Regions from separate parts of the Homo sapiens genome. Here region 2 is linked to region 1. A link is a loop called in an ENCODE intact Hi-C map of the cell type or tissue named here. Cell type or tissue: dorsolateral prefrontal cortex. All regions are shown on one strand. Each heading gives the region's core, and the rest is flanking DNA. Links, peaks and the distances in the headings are about the cores only. Region 1 has its middle 12 kb from the start of IL26. Region 2 overlaps MDM1 (Mdm1 nuclear protein).

Region 1 (7,979 bases), core at 2,213-4,712:
GTCAGACTTGTAGCCTCCAGAACTGTGAGAGGATAGCTTTCTGTTATTTAAGCCACCCAGTGTGTGGGGCTTTGTGGTGGCAGCCCTAGCAAACGAATACAATGCCCTAATTAGGATTCACCCGACTCCCACTCCCTCTATCTCTTTTTTTTGTTTTATTTTCTCCAAAGCCGTTATCATTATCTAACATATGATATATTTCATTTGTGCATTTTGTTTGCTATTTATCTCCCTTTGCTAAAATCTAAGCTCTATCGGAGCAAGGATTTTTGTCTGCTTGTTCGTTGCTGTTACCTCAGTTCCAAACAGTGACTGGTCCATGGTATGTGCCCAATAAATACCATCGGGTTACCGGAGACACCTCCCTACCATCACCACAGAATGCCCTGTGGGACAAAATAGACTATAGGGCTATTTGGGCCATGAGGAGGAGGAAGAAGAAATGTGGGGACATTTGGCATAAAATGATGAGCTCTGCTTTCGGAGGGCTTCTCTGGAAGCTTCTTCTTGATCCTCTTCTGAGATTGGGCAGCCACAAATAGTTCTTTATCTCCTAATTTTGCCTTAGACATCTACAGAACCCACAGTGGGCATCCCCTCCCCTGCCTTCATCATTGTTTCCTGTCTCTCCTCTGCATTTCAAACCAAAGCAGAGGGTAGGAGGGCAGATGAGCTGAGTGTCTGGGTTAGATAGGAGCCTCTAGTGCAGCCCTGTGTTGGCTGATGCCGATGACTTTTCTTCTCTCTCTCTCTCTGCATCTTTTCTCTCATAACTTCCTACACACCATCTGTTCCCTTTACTGCAGTTAAATATGTCTGTGTTTCTTTGTATTACAGGCCTAGGTGCTCTCTGATGGTGGGAATCCACTAATAAGAGGTGTCCAGTTCTTCTAGCAAACTTGTCAGTGCTCATGTCTTCCATGGGTTGTGCCCTGAATCAATGCATTTATTAATTCTTTCAAAATGCAAAATAAAAATTATGTGTTGAGCCTCTACTAGGTGCCAAGAGATATCTTGTCTATGCCCCTTACCCCCATCCCTTGCCCCCCCTACAAACTCTTACCGTTATGGAGCTTAGATTCACATAGGAAATTGGCTCAGCCCAGGTTCCCCAGAAGATAGAGCATGAGGATAAGTTTCTGTGCTGAAGCTCTATTAGGGAAGAGTGAGAGTGATGGAAAAAAGAAATTAGGTCAACCAGGATGGGGAGCAAGTTCATGGCAATGCATAAGTGATCTAGCCAGTGCTTTATGAAGAGAGACAGCCAGCCTCTTGGCCATGTAGGATGTCTCCACAAAGGCTATGCAGAAGCATGCCTTGGGTCAGACCAGGGGAAGGAGAGAGGGGAATGAAAGTTAGATGCCAGCTTCCTCGCCTGCTCTAGGAGGAGTTAACTTCTTCAACCTCTGGATGGTACCTGCTCTCTTTAGCAGCCAAGGGGAAGGTAAATTCCACAACCTATTCCATGGCACTTTATCTGAGTCCAGAGTGGAAGAAAGAGCCAGAGATGATCACTGCAGTGGCAGCAGTGGAGCAAGACAGACCAAGAGAATCTGAGATGGTTCCCATGATGATACAGAGATTTATTGTCTATTGTAATAAAAAAAAACTTATTGTTATCAAAAATGGCTAACAGCAAGGTAGGTTCATCAATATAACAAACATATCACTCTGGTGGGAGATGCTGATCATGGGGTAGTCTATGCATCCATGGGACAGAGGGTGTTTATGGGAAATCTCTGTACCTTCTGTTCAGTTTTGCTGTAAACCTAACACGCCCTATTTATAAAATGGCTAACAAGATAAAATGCTACGATAGTCACGATTTTATTTTATTGTTCTGCAATAACAACTGTGGTTGATATGGAAATTTAATGCAATTTTTGTTAACTCTGGGTCACACCCAGTGCTGAATTTATCTGCCATCTGCCACTCATAACAGATCTTAATAGTTGCCCTCATAACAGATCTTAATAGTTGCCCACAAAACCAATGTCTTTTAATCTTAATCATGGAATTTTGTTTGGGTGTCAGTGTGTGTAGTGCCAGGAGATGAACTGTGGATGATCTAAGCCCAAAGTCAGCAAATCATGACGCAAATCTGGCCTGTAGCTGGTTTTTGTAAGGCTTATGAGCTAAGAAGGGTATTTACACTTTTAAGGGGCTGAGAAGAAGGAGAAGGAGGAAGGAAGATAAGGCGGGAGGAGAAGGAGTAGGGGAAAAGAAGAGGAGGAGAAGGAGGAAGAAGAGAAAGACAAGGAGGGGAAGAAGAAGAAATATACAACAAAGACCATATGTGGCCCACAAAGCCTAAAATATTTACTATTTTTCCTTTAACAAACAAAAATCTTGTCCATTCCTAATCTAAGCCAATGATCAGAATGAACATATGAGACATATTTGACCAAACAGATTATGAGGGGATTTCTGCCTATAGGGCAGGTCCATTTGGAGGGAGGGCAAATCAGCATCTCCCTGGGCTCCCCGCCTGGGGAGAGGGAGAGGAGCTTGGTCGCGGTGCACCTTATTTTTCATTTCTGAGTATCATTAAAATTCAATTTAAACAATTATTCTTCCAGCCAAGATGGAAGTGATTTAATTTCTCCATGAGGATAGGTGTACTTCTCATTTTAAGGACAAGGAATTTTCCATGCAAAGGTTCTGGGGCAGTGAAGAGCAGATCACATGCACTCTGTAGACAAGCCCCATTGGAACAACCTTCTGAAGATGAAAGCCTGGAGAGTTTGGCAAAACCATGGGAAGAAAGCTCAAGATGATTCAACCATGGCTTTAAACCGCAGGGTTCCTAGCAGCCTTCACATGTCAGCAATTATCAATAAAAGCAATCCAACTAGGCTGTAGTTGGGTCTCCTACAGTTTGAGTGTTCCCTTTGAGGGAACACCTCTTGTCTGGCTGTGTCAGAAACAACTTAATTGCTGTGTATTTAGTTTTTTGAATGGATTTTACTCCACACCATCAGTGGCACCAGCTTTCGTATCATTCCTGTGAGCACCTGGTGGTGGGAAGTTTTCATGAGTATCAGCTGCCTAAACTCACCAAAGAGAAAGTGAAAGTACACAGCGTTGATGGAATTGTCATATCAGCCTGTAGCAGGTTAGGGGCTGAGGCCCGGTATGAGCCCAAATCCTGTTAGTCCACCAAGCTCCCTTTGCATAAGTCCCATCAAGAACTGCGTTTCCAGGGACTAGAAATAGAAAACTGAAGAGAATTAATGTTACCAGCTACTGGCCGTTTCCCACTGCATTGCCCACACAAGCTGTGCTCTAGCCACACGGACTTGTGGCCCTCGCCTGAGCACTCTATCCACTTTCACATCCCCAACTCTTTGCTCATCTGGGTCCTTGGGTCCAGAAAGCCATTCAATCCTTTGTGTATCCATCTCAAGCATTTACTGAGCACCTATAAAGTGCCAGGCATTTTCAGGGTATAGGGGCTTAAATGTAGGCAACAGTTTCTGTCCTTAAAAATTCTCAAGATAGACACATAACAAGGGATTAAACTACAGTGTGATAAATGCTAAGAGAGATGTAAATTATACCTTGAGAGCCCTGAAGATGGAGCAATTAACTACGGCTGGATTGCAAAGGGGAAGAAAAAAGGGAAATTTCACAGTGTTGTCATTTGAACCCATTTAAATCCTTCTTGTCCTCCAAAAGATCAGCTTAAATGCAACCTTCGGTGCCTTCCCAATGATGATTGTCATCTTGTTGGTGCCTCACTGGTAGCACATGTCAGTCCACTTGTGCCCTAGGCTGTTGCATGCCTGTCTTCCTCGCAAGACAACTGCAGACTCCTTCAGGGCAGCATCCAAATAAAATCTGACCTTGTGTTTTCAAAGCCCATCCCACAGGATCTTGTATATCCTATGATCTAAAAAATCGTTTAGGAACTAAATTGAATTGAAATTTCTAAGGCTTTCACTGAGACAAGCAGCAATGTAAGAGTTCTAAAATTCCTGGGCAGTTACTGTGCTTAAAAATAGCATCTGTGGCGATGGCAAGATGAAAATGTCACAGATGAAAGAACAGCTCACAAAAGCACCTCACAGCCTGTGAATTTCAAAAAGAAACAGTGCCTACTGGTAAGGACTCAGCTGGTCAATTTCTAGGTGCTATAGAGATTAAACTGCACACACATGGCTAACATAAGATTCAAGATGCAGAGAATGAACCCAGATGGTTAAGCCCCATAGAAACAATGAAGGGACTGTGACTAATAGAAACACGTTGGGTCACCCTGAATATTTTTAGTAGCTGTAACAAGAAAAGAGGAGGAAGATGGGCCACACACAACAGAATCAGCCAAAATGCAAGGTTAAGAGGAGTCAGAATTATTCCAGTGAAAGAATCTCTCATCCTGTAGCTTGCATAGTAGCCCAAATTAAACAAAGATTCCTATGAATGCCCTTGGATGCTGCAGAGAGGGAAGAGCAAACACAGAAAGGAGCAAGGGCACTCCTGGGACTGAGGGGCAGAAGGGAATTTTAGGCTCCTGTAGGCGATAGTGCACATTGGCCTCAGCACCTCTACTTCTTTGTGGAGAAAACTGTTGGAGAAACAGGAAAACAAAATATTAAACAGTATTTAAATTTTAGAAATCAAAATACTGTTGTTTCCAAGTTTGTTTTGTTACAGGATCAAAAATTTACACACGACTCAGACACACCCAAAATTGGTTTTATTTATTGTCCATAAATGATTTCACCTAAATTCCCAGACTCCATCCTGCTGCTGGGTGGGAGTTGGGGAGGGGCGGGAAATGGAAGGGGGAAGAAGAGTAAATAGGGCAGAGTCCCAGTAGAAAATGTATGCTACGTTCAAACTGGGGAATGGATAAGAGTTTAATAATAGATTGATTTTCTTAAGGCATTGTGTTAGTGTGTGCTGCTATAACAAAATACCACAGACCAGATAATTTATAAAGAACAGACATTTATTTCTCACAGTTCTGGAGGCTGGGAAGTCCAAGATCAGGGTGCCAGCAGGTTTGGTGTTTGGTGAGGGCTGGCTCTCTCTCTGCTTCCAAGATGGCGCCTTGTTGTTCATTCTCCAGAGAAGACGAATGCTGTGTCCTCACAGGGTGAAGGTGGAATGGAAAAAAAAGGGCCTAACGCTGTGTGGAGTTTCTTTTAAAAGGGTCTGAATCCCATTCAGGAGGGAGAACCCCTCATGACTTAATCACCTCCTAAAGGTCCCACATCTTAATACTATTGCATTGGAGATAAAGTTTCAACATGAATCTTGGAGGGAACACAAACATTCAAACCATAACAGGTGTGGAAAGAGCTCAAGGAAACCAACAAGAAATAGTGCAATTCCCTGAGACTAACAACAGCTAGCTGGCTGTTGAAGTAAGGGTTGAGAGTGGTTTTCAGAACTAACAAAGATATCTATATGGAGAAGGGCTGTCTGCAAGAGCTGAGGCTTTTGGTAGAAGTACATAGCCAACCAGCATGGCAGCCTGGCAGGAGAGCTCCAAGGGATTAGATACTCTGACCTTATCCTCCCCACCCCCCAGCCCACCCTTCGATCTCCCGGTACTTCTTCCATTAGCCAAATACAATCAAAAGCCAGGGAGCTTGCATGTATATGAACCAATCCATATACGTCAGCCTCTTTGGGCACCAAGTAGAGTGGAAAAGTACAGAATATGGATCTGGAGGGCCAGATGGACACCTTGCATCCCTTGTGTCTTCAGCATCCACTCTTATCTTTATCCAGGTGAAAAATGTGTATTGGCAGCCTAGGAAACATATAGAATCTCATCAGCTACCATATCATTATAGGATGATGTCATTGTGGTCATATTCCCACCTGAAAACAAAAATATTAGCCACCACAAGTACTCTTCAAATAAAAGGGAGGAAAGGAGGGGAGAAGACAAACAATGAACAGAAATCCTATCTGCTACAGCTCCTGCTTTTATAGCAATTCGAAAGACCCAAGTTAACAAGTGTGGATTCTTTCTTCCACCACCGCTTTATTTTTCCCTTACCCTCTGCCTGTACCACAGTAGAATGGAGTCCTTTGCCTGGTAAAGTGACTTAAACCCTCATTCCCATAGAAACGGAATGCTTAATGATTCTGTCTCTTCTGAGTTGATGCAATTTTCCAATGAAAATACTCCTGAACAAGGGGCTGTTACAAGAAAAATCCAGTGAATCTCCTCGGTTCAGGCAGAAGATAAATTCACTGAGGCTGTGTTTGCCTCCGAGACAAGAGGACTTCAGCCTTCAACCCTTGGTATTACTTCATTCTCCTCATCTAAGTGTCTTCACTCAAATCTTAAAAACTTCCTTTCAGAAAAAATCACCTGTCTTCCTTCAATTCCTATACGGAGCACTTTCTGCTAGTGAATAATATAGTATAAATGAAGAACCAGAAGAAACACTAAAGAATTTCTTTTCCTGTTTGTGAATGTGATTCATACATAACTCCTATTTCCCAGGCAACCCATGCTGAGTGTCACAGTAAGAGTCACAAGCCAGATTTCTCTGGCTCTGCTCCCTTCCACTCCAATGCAATCATTGCTTCTTTCCTAGACTCTCGTCCTGGCCTTGCTTCTATCCTTACTCCTCCTAGATTTACTCTGCATTATCAACCAGAGTGATCTTTACAAAACATGAGTCATACCAAGCCTTCCTCATGCTTGAAACCCTCTGGTGGCTTTTCCTCAGCCTTAGAACAAAATCCAAAGTCCTGCTCTAGCTTGCAAAGACACACATACCTGGTCCTAGTCAAATGTTGGGCTCATCTTAAGCTTTGCCCTTTACCCAGGCTACTCCAGTCCCAACCTTCTTGCTACTTCTTGAATACGCCAAACTTGCCTCATCTCAAGGTGATATCCCCAGATATTCACATGGCCCATGTCCCCACCTCATTCAGATATCTGCCCTCCAAGAGGCCTTCCCTGATCTCCTTACCTAAATTAACCCCCATTAAGTTCTACCCCCACGCCCTACTTTGTTTTTCTTCATAGCAGATATCCATGCTTGTTATTATACTATATGTCCTCTGTTATATTTACATTAGAATGCAAGTTCTATGAGGACACGGGCTCTGTACGTATGATGTTTACCTTCACACCCCATGGCATCAGGTTAACACCCAATAAGTACATACTGAAAATTAAATAAGTGGCCAAAGTAAATAAATAACTAATTTCATATGTGCTAAGTACAACAAAGAAAAATGAAGTGGGGTGATGGGAGGGGAGGGGAGGGTGTGGAGGGTGGTGAAGAGGTTGTGTTTGATAGGGTGGCCAGCATAGATCTTTCTGAGGCAGTAACATTTGAGCAGGACCTGAATGAAGGGAGGGAATTATCATGAAATATTAGTGGGAAGATTGTTCTGGGCTTAGGAAAACAGCCAGTGCAAAGACTCCTTGTCAGGAGCTAGACTGGTGCATGTGAGGACCAGCCGGTAGGCCTTGTGACTGCAGCAGAGAGCTCAAGGGAAGGGTGATAGCAGATGAGACTGCAGAGGTGGGGTGATGATATAAACTTTCAGTTTCATTCTCACTGTGAAGGGAAGCCCTTAGGGGAAGCCAGGATGTGCCCAATCTACTGTTTTTAATTTGTAAGTTTACTTTGGCTCCTGAGTTAAAAACAGACAGTAGGAGGAACTTTAGAAACTTCAATACTATGGTAATTTAGAGGACAGATGATAGTGGCATGGATGGGCTTTAGCCAGAATGAGAAGTGAACAGATTCAGCCGTTACTTTGGAGTTAGAGCAAACAGGACTTCTGACACATTCAATGTGCAGGGTTAGGGAAGGAAAAACCAAGGTTGACTCTAGCTACTTCTGAAATATATCAGAATATAAAGTCTCTCAGTTTCTTACCTTCCAATTTTAGGGGTAAATATTCTTCCACTTATAGCTCAGTTTCCAGAAGACTGGCCAAAAAAAATATGATATCAACTTTTGCTCTAGTCATTACATGGAGACTCATTTGGA
Region 2 (7,979 bases), core at 3,395-5,894, 58 kb after region 1:
TTTGCATTTATCAGGTAATTAGTTCCACCTTCTAGAGTAGCTGAGTCACAACACTGTAGTCAGTCTTTTTTCGCTTTACCACATAACGGAAATAGACAAATCATTTCAGCACCCCTACCTGAAACTGCCTCTGGGTAAGCTGAATGTAGGTCACAACTGATAGGTCTGTGATGAGAGGCCACGATTTCAGGGTACCCTGTCACCTGCTTATTAGATTTAACCTTAGCCTCTCTAAAACAAGGCTTTTTTTCTTGTTGTTTTAATGAAAATTTGCCGACATAATAAAACTAAACATTTTGAAGTGAATAACATTTAAATAGCATATATGAAAACTTCACAGACCTTATGCCATTTAATCTGAAAACTAAATTGGTGAGTGATCTTAATCTGCAAGATGAGGAATACAAGCTCAAAGTTCAATTGGCTTGCTCAAGGTGGAGTTAGGACTAGAACATAGGCTACTATAACCCCAAAGCCAGTTGTTCCCAAACTACCTATGAGAATCTGGAAGATTACACATATAGATTCCTAGGCCGTCTCTGCATAGTCTCCCTCTGTAAGTCTATTGTTATTTGTGGCTTGTTTTTATTTTCTAGGTGGACTTCAGCCAAGAAAATAAACTAAACCAAACCATTTGTATAAGCCAAGGAATATGTAAGTGGTATAATAAATATTAAAGCAGCTTATCTTGAGCTGGCTTTCTGAAGTAGATTGTTTTCTCTGTCAGGCAAGTGATATGGAAAGTTTAGGAGAGACTGAGGCAGTAGCTAGTGATGGGCTTGTAAACCGCCTCCCAGTAAATGGGAGAAGCCCTAATTTATGGCATCTGTTGATTTCAGTGGTGTAAATACTCCCACCATGGCCAATTTCTAACTACTGATAACTTTAACAACTTGCTCACAACATTCTTATTTAATGATTGGCCCATGAGTTAGCTCCAGCATAATACTGGCATGTAGACTGTATAGGGGAGAAACTGAACAATTTCCCAGCATTATCTAAATTGTCCATTATGTGGTCTGAATTGGTGTAAACTCCCCAAACATTACTCTACCTGTTGGCCTCATGTTCTGATTTCCAAAGGTGGCTTAGTGTCCCCCAAGTCCTCATTTCTCAATTTCCAGATATGCTTTATATGGATATAGGGCAGAATGAAACTACGGATGGAGACTAGTGGGTAGAGCACTTCGTAGAAGAGAAATGGATGCCATCTTTAAGATGACTCATCCTTTGCTCTTACCTGCCACATGGCAGGAGTCACAGGATGGGGAGCTGCCTCCTGTATAAGAGCCTCAGGGTGGGAATGAAACATGACATATGATTTAAAGAAGCTTGGCTCTAAGCCTGAGAGCAAAGGGCTGGGTCTTTCTGTGCCTCCACTTGCCATGGGAGAAAGACACGTATGGTTAGATTGCAGAGTCAACATTAGCAAGAAAGTTCATCAGCACGGAGCTGAAGAGATCAGTAGCCTGCTTTTAGTCCATGAGTCAAGCTCATGGGGCAAGTTGGCTTCTCAGAGACCCCATGTGACCAGACCCATTGGTGCACAACCCTAGCTAGTCCAATGACATAGACTGTTGTTTGGCCTGGAGTAATCTCTATCAGCAGAATCACCTTGGGAAACTGAGTAATGGTGGTTTGACAGACTGGGCCCTGAGCACACTAACATGACTACCACTTTCAGATGTAAAAGTACCAAAAACATATTCCAAAACCAAATAGAAATAATTCTGGGATCATCTACCATTTTACATTATTTGTTCCTTTGGTAAACTTCCAGAAGTCAGGATATTTTCTGGATGTCTGATATGTGCATGCACAATTAAAACAAAAATATATAATCCATCCTTGAGCTCCCTAAGTAGCCAACTTCAACACTTCTCTACTTAAGGACAAGCTTGTTTTGAATATTAATTTGCTTTCATTCTGGTTGAATCCATTTGTACAATAATTCAATGCTCACATATTCTTTTTCCCGACTAGAAAAGGTAGTCATTTATCTTCCAAGAAGGCAAAGTAGAAAATTAACTCCCAAATGAATCAACCAGAGAGAGAACTGAATCACAGTGGGACTTGCAATTTTAGCATACACACTTCAAAGGAGTTAGTGTGGGTGGATTTCGAGTAAGGAGGCCTAGATTTAATTCACCAGCCTTCAGATCTTGGGCCAGTTATTTCATCTAAGTCGGTCTTCCCATCTGTAAAATGATATTTATGCTTAAATCTCATGGTAACATTTCCTCCTATGTACCAAGCATATTTATCATGTTATTTATCCTTAATCGTCACAACTATCCTTCAAGGTTTAATTTTGAGTTCAGAATTCCATGGGGATCCAGAGATGAGACCAGAAATTAACATGCGAAACCTCCCATGTATGTGTTTTGGTGCATTTTTATAAGGGCTCTCAAACACGGATACACTGAGAATCTCAACACCTGGGGTGAAGATGGGGGAGGGGCAGAGAAAAAAGCAGGTAGGTGTATGCATTTTAGAAAAACCACTCGTTGCAGTTCTGCGGTTGGCTCCCCAGTGTGGCTTGTGAGATATTAATTTAGACGAAAAGATCAAGCTACCAGTTTATAATATTTATTTGAGTATATACTGTATACTCAAAGCAGAAGTTATATTCAAGATGAATAAAAATTGAATTACCTGGATATTCTGCAGAGAAATGAAAGCATATATCTACACAAAGACTTGCACACCAATACTGATAGCAGTTTTATTCATTATAATCCCGAACTGAAAACAACCCCAAAGTCCACCAGCAAGTGAATAAAGAGGCAACATGCGCACCAAAACATGGATGACTCTCAAAAATATTATGCTAAGTAAAAGCCAGGCATAAAGGATGGCTCCATTTATATAAAATTCCTGTAAACTAATTTATACCAACAGAATGCAGATTATTGGTTGCCTTGGGGACCAGGGGTGGAAGGACAGACTGACTGCAAAAGAATATGAAGAAACTTTTGGGGTGATGGAAACATAATGTATCATGATTGTGGTGTTAGTTTCACAGATGTGTACATCTATTCAAACTCACTGAGCTCTAATTTTTTTAACAACTGCAGTTTAAAGTATGCCTTAATAAAACTAATAAAAATTTGAATTAGCAATCCCAGCTCCTGAATACTAGCAAATCTCAAGGGGCAGTTGTCATGTAACTAAGACTACTCACCAACCCAAATGCATGTCTTCTGAGTTACCCTTAGTATGAGCAATTAAAACACTACTGGGCCCTCAACACTATTCTCTCCCCTGAGTCACTGAATAGGGTTTTTAACAGAAGCAGTCAATAACTGCAGAGCTAAATTGTTGCATAGAGACTGGGTTCATGACCTTGTCCCCATGAGAACTATATCCTAATCCTTCTAACACCTGATAGATCAAGTTCATGTGGTTTGATTCACTCCAGTGGGTGTACCCAGATTTTACATCTACAGCTTAGATAAAATAGACTGAGTTATGCAAAATTCCCTGCAAGCTAGCTCTAATTCCCTTCTTTACCATACATCAGTGGTCAGCCATTGAAAACTCTGTCCTAACCAACTAGACTAACCAACCTTTGAGGAAGAGGAAAATATGTATCTAGAGAGGTAAGTTCCAAACCTATTTTACAATTAACATGCCTCAGTTCAGATATGTATAGAAGCCAATTTGTGTTCTAAAGTCCACTTATACTGTAATTTCAAACTTTTATTTTCATATTTAATGCCTTAGTAGCCTTTAATGAACAAACTAGTTTAAAGGTCAGTGGAAGATAGGCAAATATTTGTATGCCTACAGTTCTTTAAAACTTCATGATAATGTAAGATCTTTAACAAACTTATTGTGAACCAACGATTTGCAAATGCACTTTTGACCAATTATCACTTTAGAACAGATTGTTCACTTGTTTTCTAACCAATAAGCATGAATATTCTGTATATTTTAGCTTCAGTACTTTCTATGTATTACTGTAAAGATTTTATGTAATATAGTTGTAAAATCCATATTTTTTAGAAACTTAAATTTATCATGATTTGCAAGATAAACAGTATGACAACAGAACATGTCCCATGAGTGAAGAAATATATTTAAAAAGTTTTGTGTTAAATTTCTGTAAATGAGTCTGCCTTGGAAATTCTTTGTCCCACATTTGTGCGAAAATATCACAGACTTGGCTCCATTCCATTCTGACAGCTGCAAAACAAGTATAACTGTTCATTAACCTGTTAGGAGTAGAATTCTTCTACAAGATAATTATTTGTTCCATGTAATAACTTTCTGGAGAAGCCAAACGCACTTGATCCATTTTTATTTCAAAATGTCTACAAAGTTTTAATTCTCCATTATACAGGTAATTTTTCAAAATCTAGACATTATTCAAATGTAAGCCAAAGTCCTTACACAAATAGAATACACTCAAAGATCAAAAATATACATATCTTTCAGCAAACTTTGTTACATAAATAAGAAAAATATATACAGCTGGTGTTTTCAAAGTACAATTATCTTAACACTGCAAACATGTATAGAAGGAACTAAAATAAAAAGAAACACTACAGCAAAGGTTAAAGGAACAACAAATTCATTTTACAACATCATCAATTATAAAGATACATATATCAAATCTTAGGGGAATATATACTTCACACTGGGATCTTAACTTTTACTTCACTTTGTTTATTTTTTTAGAATACTCTCTGGATAGGTGAAAATCTATCCATGACACCTATTACGAAAGTTACATGTGAAGAATTCAATAATCTAGGTCTTTGTACTCTGGGATAGATGTAAAAAGAATTCTTTAAAAGTTAAATTTGTATAAGCCTATGTTAACAATTTCCAAGTAAACTGTTCTATTGGAAATTAAATATTTCAAAGTAGAAAACGTTAGGAAAAACTTCACTCAAAAAATTTTAACACAGTAAGCAATAAAGAAAAATTATGCCAATGTTTCCTTAGATAAAGGCAACTCAGCTAGGTTTATGTTTTACCCCAGAAATTCTCCTTCCTTTTCTTAGCTCGTGCCAGAGTTTGAAAAGCCCGGAGACTAGAAGCTGCAGAGCGAGCAGAAATCTCAGACAATCTGTCCTCATCTGCAATGAAAAAATCCCGAGATTATATTCATTGCCAAAAATATCTATTAAATAAACATTGTGTTTTATATAACAGAAAATTAAAAGCATCAAACTGTGTTATCAATGTCAAGTTAGTCAGGAAAAAAAGTAATCTACTGAAATGTAAGATACTAACACTCTCATGATACCTCACAGTAGTTTTCCAGGTTTATCATATATAGAAATCAAACCTTTTAATCTTAACATTTATCGTTAAATTTTTTTCCTTCTTGAAATCCCGTCATTAACAGAGCACACGGCCTATGATTTCAGTATTACTTGAAAATAATTCATCATAATACTGTTTTATCCTACTTTAAAAAGCACAGCTATTCTGAGCAAAAAGCTTTTCTAAACTTTTTAAAAACAAAATGCCATACCTTAACATGGCATTTACATCACATTTCTAAAATAATCTCACTAAATGTAGAAATAATTTTTGATTTTAATATGCTACCCTTCCTTAATACTGAAATTCCTCATTCTGAGTAAGCAAATCTTTTATAAGGTTATTTATAGACACTATTCTTCCATTAGAAAGAAAAAAGGACTGGATTCAAAGTTGTCAGACATTTGCATTTCAAAACATACAACTTGATTTCTAGCTCAATGAATTATAACAAAAAGTCCTAAACCTGCTAAACGGAAAGAAAGTCTTTAATGTATGATACAGAGTATGAAATTTAAATTTACTTCCAATTCAAACTTTGTAAGTTCAGTAATTCCATACTTCTTAGGATGAATTAAAATAGTGATTCAATTATTCATATTGAATTCAAGTCTCCTGCCACTATTATAAGCAAATAAATGTCAGAATAAAAACTACAAAAGGCTGGGCATGGTGGCTCACGCCTGTAATCCCAGCACTTTGGGAGGCCAAGGTGGGCGGATCACAAGGTCAGGAGTTTGAGACCATCCTGGCCAACATGGTGAAACCCCATCTCTACTAAAAATACAAAAATTAGCCGGGTGTGGTAGCGGATGCCTGTAATCCCAGCTATTTGGGAGGCTGAGGCAGGAGAATCGCTTGAACCCGGGAGGCAGAGGCTGCAGTGAGCCGAGATCATGCCACTGCACTCCAGCCTGGCGACAGAGCGAGACTCCGTCTCAAAAACAAAACAAAACGAAACAGCAAAAAAGAATAATGTCAATTTTCTCTAATCATGTATTTGTTTGACCATGGAAAATTGACAAAAATATATAGGCATTTTTTTAAAAGATGGATGTAACACTAGGCCAAATTCCTGAGCCCCCAGCTAGACAAGGTGGAAAAAGAAAAAGAACACTGACCTCAGCTGTGATGTCAGGCACAATCTCTTATTGTATGTTTGCCCTAGAACAGTTTTTTACCACTTTACTCCCAGCTTACTCATTTGTAAATGGGGGTAATTTCACTCCCCCTCACAGGGTTTCAAGGATCTAATGAAAAATCTGTGGAAGTACTTCATAAGCTATAAAGTGCTAATCAAATGTAAAGCCATTATACTCTCATAGACTAGAACTCAAACTTTTATGTTATGTGACTACTGAAATACCTTCATCATTAAAGGCTTCATGTTGAGGTAACTGCAAATTGTTCATCCTTGCTTTTCCCACTTAAAAAAAAAAAGGCAGAATAAATTATCCTTCAAAAGCCACTGAACAGCTTATCTCAATTATATACTAAACTGTTAGTAAAAGTAGGCTGTCAGAAATTTTATTAATTATCAAACCTACATGTGAGTAAAGGTTTAAGAAATGAAAAAGATTTTATTAATTAATTTTATATCTTAATAGAAATTACCATAAAAGGGCCATTCATAATTTATAATGCACTTAGCAAGCATGTAAACAAACTATGGATAACTTCCTAATATTCTTTCCAATGATAATATTGATCTATTCTAACTTTAAAGAAATGTAGTAGGCTTCTGATTAGAGATGGTAAATTAAATACACGCATTTACAAGAAGAACAAACTCATAGGACAAAGAGAATGGGAGCAAATAAGACAGCAAGAAACTTTTTGGAACATGGAAAGCAAATGGAAGAGCAGTGAGTGTATAACTATACCCAAGTAAGTGGAAGTTTAAGCCAGCAGAAGAGTGAAACCAAGAAACAACCAACTTGTTCCCCTGATGGCTCTGGGTTTGGGCATACTGAGTACCACTGAAAGTTGGAGTGAAGGGAAGACTGAACCAGGAAGCTGCCTAAATATGTTTTTACAAAAATAGTTAATATGCCAGGTCCTCCTTTAAATTTGCACAGCTGGGTAGTTCCCTCTTTCCCAAAGAGGCATGGAAGTTTCGTCTCTAAAAGTTTACCAGAGATACTTTGACTGAAGGATACCAGGTTCAACTGTGGGCAGGGGTAATGTATTCAAAACAGAGGCATTATATGTATCATTTTCCTCTTCAAAGAGATAAAACATTCCATTCATGAAATAAGAATGGGATGCTGTATAAAAGCAATATGCAATGTTCAAAAATTCTTAGAAATTAAAAAGAGCAAAAATCTTTTTAAAAAACTAACAGACGGCATGTGGAGAGTCAAAGAGCAGACCCACCTAACCCAGCCCCTGCCTGGCTGTGCCCCTCCACAGCTTAACAAAAACGACATAAACTTTTGGGAGTTTTATAACCCTGCCCAGGTGTGAGAAGCCAGAATACCTCCCCTGGGCAACACAGGGAAAGCTCAATTACCACTGCTACTACTGCAGCTGGTGCTCTTTTGCAAGCAGCACCTCCTGATTAGAGGCCAACTGACACAGTCCATTATATCATCTCTAGGTAGAATAACGCTGTGCCCAGAAAACCAGTGCCTGACCTCAGCTATCACCACTGCCTGCAACACCCTAGCTGACCAGTGGTCCTGAATCTGTCTACGTGACAA

Evidence for each region. Hi-C counts contacts between places; a loop is a spot of excess contacts. Peaks named below come from ENCODE experiments on the same cell type or tissue, not always from the same donor. Only the 100,000 strongest peaks of a DNase experiment are listed, where the experiment ranks them.
Region 2: it touches region 1 in a loop (2.4-fold over the local background); 7 of 110 quality-filtered maps call a loop at or near these places.

The regions. Positions count from the first base shown.
Region 1 is chr12:68,233,692-68,241,670 of GRCh38, forward strand. No RefSeq gene overlaps it. Among named protein-coding and RNA genes, the nearest start is that of IL26, 12 kb to the left of the region's middle. RefSeq lists an enhancer at 7,514-7,653. In dorsolateral prefrontal cortex, for the core only: a CTCF peak has its summit at 3,578; no DNase peak of the experiment used is centred there; H3K4me3 peaks cover 1,093 bases; H3K27ac peaks cover 1,968 bases.
Region 2 is chr12:68,290,280-68,298,258 of GRCh38, forward strand. MDM1 (Mdm1 nuclear protein) reads right to left here. Exons shown (of 15, transcript NM_001354969.2): 14 at 6,644-6,703; 15 at 4,287-5,087. The coding sequence ends at 4,975. Among named protein-coding and RNA genes, the nearest start is that of MDM1, 38 kb to the right of the region's middle. RefSeq lists a silencer at 173-232. In dorsolateral prefrontal cortex, for the core only: no CTCF peak of the experiment used is centred there; no DNase peak of the experiment used is centred there.